2 separate regions of the Homo sapiens genome follow, and region 1 is linked to region 2. Evidence: chromatin contacts called from ENCODE Hi-C or POLR2A ChIA-PET data. All regions are on one chromosome and are shown on one strand. The core of a region is the stretch at or near the end of the contact, and the rest is flanking DNA. Distances in the headings are between cores, read along the strand shown.

What was found. A loop is a pair of places that touch in the nucleus more often than their neighbours do. ChIA-PET counts read pairs that join two places held with the same protein, here RNA polymerase II (POLR2A). Pooled maps may share reads with other maps.
Region 1: a map of naive thymus-derived CD4-positive, alpha-beta T cell shows a loop between it and region 2 (13-fold over the local background). The contact joins the promoter of EOLA1-DT here to the promoter of CD99L2 in region 2. A Hi-C loop is called at or near these places in 1 of 168 maps with a recorded cell type or tissue (naive thymus-derived CD4-positive, alpha-beta T cell), 2 of 37 single-sample maps with no recorded cell type and 10 of 50 pooled maps. POLR2A ChIA-PET finds 5 or more read pairs at or near these places in 1 of 52 experiments (GM10248).

Annotation. Positions count from the first base shown.
Region 1 is chrX:149,538,302-149,541,001 of GRCh38, forward strand. EOLA1-DT (EOLA1 divergent transcript) reads right to left here and starts at 1,451. Exons shown (of 10, transcript NR_027455.5): 1 at 1,400-1,451; 2 at 423-605. It also overlaps a transcript of EOLA1 not described here. RefSeq lists silencers at 862-941, 1,692-2,001, 2,012-2,081, 2,114-2,304.
Region 2 is chrX:150,897,395-150,900,094 of GRCh38, forward strand. It overlaps CD99L2 (CD99 molecule like 2), which reads right to left and starts at 1,274. Exons shown (of 11, transcript NM_031462.4): 1 at 1,128-1,274. The coding sequence starts at 1,194. RefSeq lists a silencer at 949-1,558.

The sequences.
Region 1 (2,700 bases), core at 201-2,700, 1.4 Mb before region 2:
GCAGCCACAAGTCTTACAGAGCAATTACCACCCTGGGTTGCAAGAGCCTAACGTGGGGTGGGGACGGGGGAGGTACAAAATGCTATCAGAGCTGGAGACGAAAGTCTCTAATACTCGGAGTGGGGCTGTGAAGGTGACTTTAAAGTTGTGCCTTGAAGGAGGCCAGGAGCGCACCAGGACAAGGCCATGGGAACCGCCGGTGCAAAGCAGGGAGACCTGGAACAGCAGGCTGGTGGGGACCAGTGACTGAACAGCACAGCGTGAACCCAAAGAGTGTTTGGCTTAAGGGTGGGGAGAGCTGAGCCGACTCCCTGAACTGCTAGGACTTAAACCTGAGAAGGCCCAGCAGCGTTTTCACTAGAGGATTGCTGGGGACAGATTTGTGACTTAGAAACTGAGCCGATGGAATGTGGACGACAGACCTGAGGGAAGAAAGACAGAGGACTCCAGGTTGCTCAGGAGGCTCATGGAACAGTGCAGGCTCCAGACCACGAGGCCTGAATTCTGGAAGTAGCAGCGGGGATGCAGGACGAGGAGCCGTTTTGTCTCATCAGGCACTCCAGAGGCAGGGACCCAGAACTTGGTTATGAAGTCAATGCGGGAGACTAGATAAGGGGAGGGACAGAGGAGTAAAGCATGGCAGCACTACAGAACCTGAGCCCGTGACTGAGAGAAGAGAGTTTGAAAAGCAAGTTTGCCAGGGAAGTTGGGCTGTGTGCTGGGCGACTTAGGTCGGAGGAGGCAAGACATTAAGAGTGGGGATGTTTCTCATCACCTGCAAAAGAGACGTTAAAGAGACGGTTCCTCCGGACCCCACTGGCAGGCACTGACAGAGCGGCTAGGACACAGGAGAGCAGGCCTGGGGGGCTCAGCCCTGCAAGACTCAGCCTAGAGCTGCATAGACCCCAGTCAAGTGTTCCCGCCCTTCTTGCTGCTTCCGTGCCCTATGGGGGTAGACACTGGAGGTGCAGTTAGGTCGCTGCGGGCAAGTTTTGACTCTTGCCTAAGGGTGCATCACAGAAGGGCCTCAGCTCCCTCCCCCAGCTCCACCCACAGCTCCACCCCCAGTTCGGCTCTGCTTCATTTCACCAGCATCTCCACCCCCAGCTCCTCCTCCGGCAGCTCCGCCCCAGCTGTTCCGCCCCCAGCTCTTCCTCCTCCCAGCACTTAACCAGTTCCACCCACAGCTCTTTCCCACAACTACGCCCTCCTCTTGCAGGCGGCTCCTCCAGAAGCTCTAACCCAGTTCCTGCTGCAGCCCCACCCTGCTCACCCTGCATCTCCAGTCCCAGCTCCGCCTCCTCTAGCCCCGTCCCGCTTCTCCTACCCCTCTGCCCACCCCAGCACCTTTCAGCTCTTTCCTCCAGCTCTGCACTAGCTCCTCCCCCACCATTCTCACCCGCCAGCCTTACTCCAGCTTGGCTCCCCCTTCTCCAGCAATTTCCCGCAGCCCCGCCCCATCTGCTCCCACACCTCTTTGCCACAGCCCCGCCCTGCTCCTCCTCCAGGAACGCCCGGCTTTCCCTCAGCTCCACGCTGCAGCTGAGCTGTGCACCAGGCCCTCCCACAGAGCTTTCTCGTGATTCCACCCTACACCTCCCCAAGCCCCCGCTCCCCTAAGCTGGTTCTCAGGAGTCCGAGGGGTCCTCCCGCAGCTGCTCCTCGCTCAGTTCTCCCATTGCCCCGCCCTGCTCTTCGCGGGGCTGCTTCCAAAGCCCCGACCTCAGCCAGCAGTTTCTCTCAGCCCCGCCCCTCCCTGCCCCGCCCCTCCCCTCCCTGCCCCGCCCCGCTTCTCCCGCGGCTGCTCCCAAAGCCCCGCCCTCGGCCCCCTCCCCAGCAGTTTCTCTCAGCCCCGCCCCACCCCGAGCCCCGCCCGCAGCCCCGACCTGCTTCTCCTGTGGCTGCCTCCAAAGCCCCGCCCCCAAACCTTCCCCAGCATTCTCAGCCCCCCCAGAGCCCCGCCTCTCCCAGCCCCGCCCTACTTCTCACGCAGCTGCTTTAAAAACCCCGCCCCCAGCCCCTCCCAGTGATTTCTTTCTCCCCCTCCCTCCTTCTCTCAGCGGACACCTGCCTCCCCCTGCTGATTCTCAAGAGTCCGCGAGCTCTTCCTGCAGCTTCTCCTCGCTCAGCTCTCCCACGGCCCTGCCCACAATGGTTTCTCTCAGCCCCGCCCGGCCCTGCCCCACACCCCGCCTCTTATCTCAGCCCCGCCCTCAACCCAGCCCCCAATTGTTTCTGTCAGTCCCGCTCGGCCCCTCCCCCAGCTCCGCCCTCCTCCTCTCAGCCCCGCCTCCACCCCCTCCCCAGCGGTTTCTCCCAGCTCCTCCCTGCTGGTATAGCAGCTCTGGGCCCAAAACTCCTGCCTGGTGTCCTCGTCCCACCCTTCCACTTACTCTTCCTCCCTCCCGTTCCTTTTCCTCCTTCCGGTTCTTCGTCGAGGCTGCCGGTCTCGAGGTCCCCTGGCCTTGGCCTGGTTGGCTGGCGCGCATCAGGGCCAGGTAAAGAGAATAGCGTCTCCTAGCAGCCAGGGCGTGCGTACGTGCGTGATGTCGTCAGTGCGTGTCTTCGAGAATGCGAGATTCATAATGTTTGCTGTCTATATGCATGGCTGAGTACGTGCCTCCCGCGTACGTGCGTGGTGTGCATACATGCGTGATTGCGCGCCCACGTACGTTCTTCGTGAAAGGGATGACGGGAGCT
Region 2 (2,700 bases), core at 24-2,523:
ACTCCAGGTGGGTTGCCCACATGAAAAACATTTCTGCATCTTTTGCAAAAGTGGCTTGGCTAGTACCATCCACTGTTTTCCAGTGTTCCTTTATGTGACATAAATCTTACTAGAACTCAGTACTAGGACAAAGTGTGTGTGTGTGTGTGTGTGTGTGTGTGTTTCCTGAGCTCACATATTTTCCACCAGCTGGGTTCGCTTCTATTGTCAGGAAGCTTGGAGCATAATTCACGTTCAATTACAGTGTTTCCCTTAATCCCTTTTTCTGATGGGGACATAGGATATAAATAAGTGTAAGAAGATTCTGTTGGTACATGTTTAAGACCCTATTTTTAACCACAGACTGCATTTATTCTACTAAGATGCTTCTCAAACTTGAATGTGCCAGAGAATCACCCGCGGATCTAGTTGAAATGCAGAATCAGACTCAGTAGGTCGGGGGCGGGGCGTGAGATGCTGCAGTTCTTACAAGCTCCCAGGTGATGCCTATGCGGCTGGGCCCTGGACCACATTTTGAGTAGCAGAGGGTCTAAGAAACGTGCTTCCTTGATTCAGCGGGATTTCTCTCTCCTGCTCCTTGGCAAAACATGACCAAAGTCTCAAAAACTGAAGCGGACGGCAGAAGCACCTAGAGAGCTGGTTAGACCTACGCCTCGCTGACCCCCCCCCCCCCCCCCCACAGCCCATGCCCGCTGTGATCCCGATGAAAGGGGCTAGGAATCCACCTAGGAAGTTCCCCAGGTGCTTCTGCTGTCGGTGGCCTCGCAGCAAATTTCGAAAATGACTGCTCTCTTCAAGGTTTTCTCAAAGGTAAACTCTTGGGGACAGCTGTTGTCACCAGTGGTACACCTGCTCGTTCAGGATTTTAGGGGGCCCATCCCGCTGTTTCCAGCCCAGCGTCAGGAGGGGACCCACCCCTCCTCTCCGGCTACTCCGACCGCGGCGGAGTCAACCCCCACGGGCCCGGGGCTCGGACCCCCGCCGCTCCGCCTCGCACAGCCGGGCCGGCCGGTGGCAGCCACCGCAGGCCCGAGAGGCGGGGACCGTGCCGCTCATGCGCAGAGCGACCCCTGGGCCCACAAGGCGGGGTCCCCGCGCGGTCCCCGCGCGCCCCCCGCCCGCCTTACCTCGCTGGACCAGGGTGGCCAAGGAGAAAGCGAGGCAGACAAGGAACGCCGAGCGCCAGGCCACCATGGCTGGGAGCAGGCGGAGGGCCCCGGAGGAGCACAGTTAGCGCGAGAGCGCCCGAAGGGGAGGCCGAGGAGGAGCGGGAGGAGGAGCCCCGCCGCCTCTGCAGGGTCCCGCCCAAAGCCCGCGCGCGCGCGCGGCGCGGCCCCGGGAAGATGGAGGTCGGGCGCGCTAGAGAGCCGGCGCCTGAGGGCGCCTGGGCTGGGGTTAGGCCGGGGGGCGGGGCGAGGCTGCAGTATCGGGGGCGGGGCCGCGTTCTGGAGGCGGGGCTCCGGGCGAGGGGCGTGGCCTGCGGGCACCCGGTGGGTGGGGAGGCCTGGGTTGGGTTGGGCTGGGTCCAGCGGCAGCGCGCGGTCCGCAGACCCTGTCCCACCTCGGTCCTCGAGACCGAAGTCTCGGAGGTGGCCCCGCGGACCTGGAGCAGTGAGTCACCAGTGCCGGGGAGCGGGAGGCGGCAGCGCCGGTGGGCGCCGATTTCCTCCCGGGTGACCTTGAGAAGGGCTCTTCCCCTTCTGGCCTTGGTGTTCTCCCGGTGAAGGGTTGTTCCCTTGGGGCCCCTCCAGACACCGTCCAGCACGGAGCCCCGCACTCTGTCCCCACCCGCTGTTCCCTGCAGGAGTGAAACCCTGGCCGGAGACTGAAGAAAAGGACCGTTTTCGTGACTGGCTGCGGTCAACAAGCAGTGACACGTCTCGAGAAAACGAGGCCGGGGGCGCCCGGGTGGGCGACAGGGGAGGATGGGGGCGTCCCGGAGCCGAAGCGCCGCGGGCTCGGGAGACTGGGGGTAGGGACTGGGTCAGCTCTCCCGAGGCTTTGATGAATGCGCTGAAAGTGCAAGTTCATATCTGCAGAGTCGATCTCAAAAACGTGCTTAATGACCGACAAACGCGCTGCAGTCCTTTCCCATGAACCCCCGCAAACGGAGTCCGTCTCCCAGACCCGAAGAAATCAGATTCCGATACGATACTGTGCCGACCAGCAAAATGCCCGCTGCAGCAGTTGATGGGAACGCTCCCTAGAAGAGCCCCAGCTGCAACCGGCTCTCGAAGACAAAGAGGAAGCGCTACTGCTCTCCGGAGTGGTAGCGTGAGCCTGTCCCTGCCATTATGCGGCACCGGCTGCCCAGGGCCACATCCTCCTTAGAGGGCGGCTACTACCACCTCCCCTCAATATCCATTCGGCAGCTTTCCTGTGCCCCCAACCCAGCCCTCGCTGCCATAGGCACCCCCCTCAGTGGCTCCCACCAACCCCTAAGGAACAGTGGGGTGTGGGGTCTCCCTGAGATGGAGCCGAAATCTCCCGTGTGGCTTACATCCATTGCCCTGAATCTTAGGGCTGCAGAAACAAAACAGCATATGAGGAGTGGATCTTCCCAGGCTCAGGGCATTAATTACTCTATGAATGGAACATTATTCCATTCTAGCTGTAGAATTAACAGAAATAGCTGGTAGTTATTGAACACACACTATACACATGGCATATTCCAGGCATTTTACCCTTAATTTTTATTCC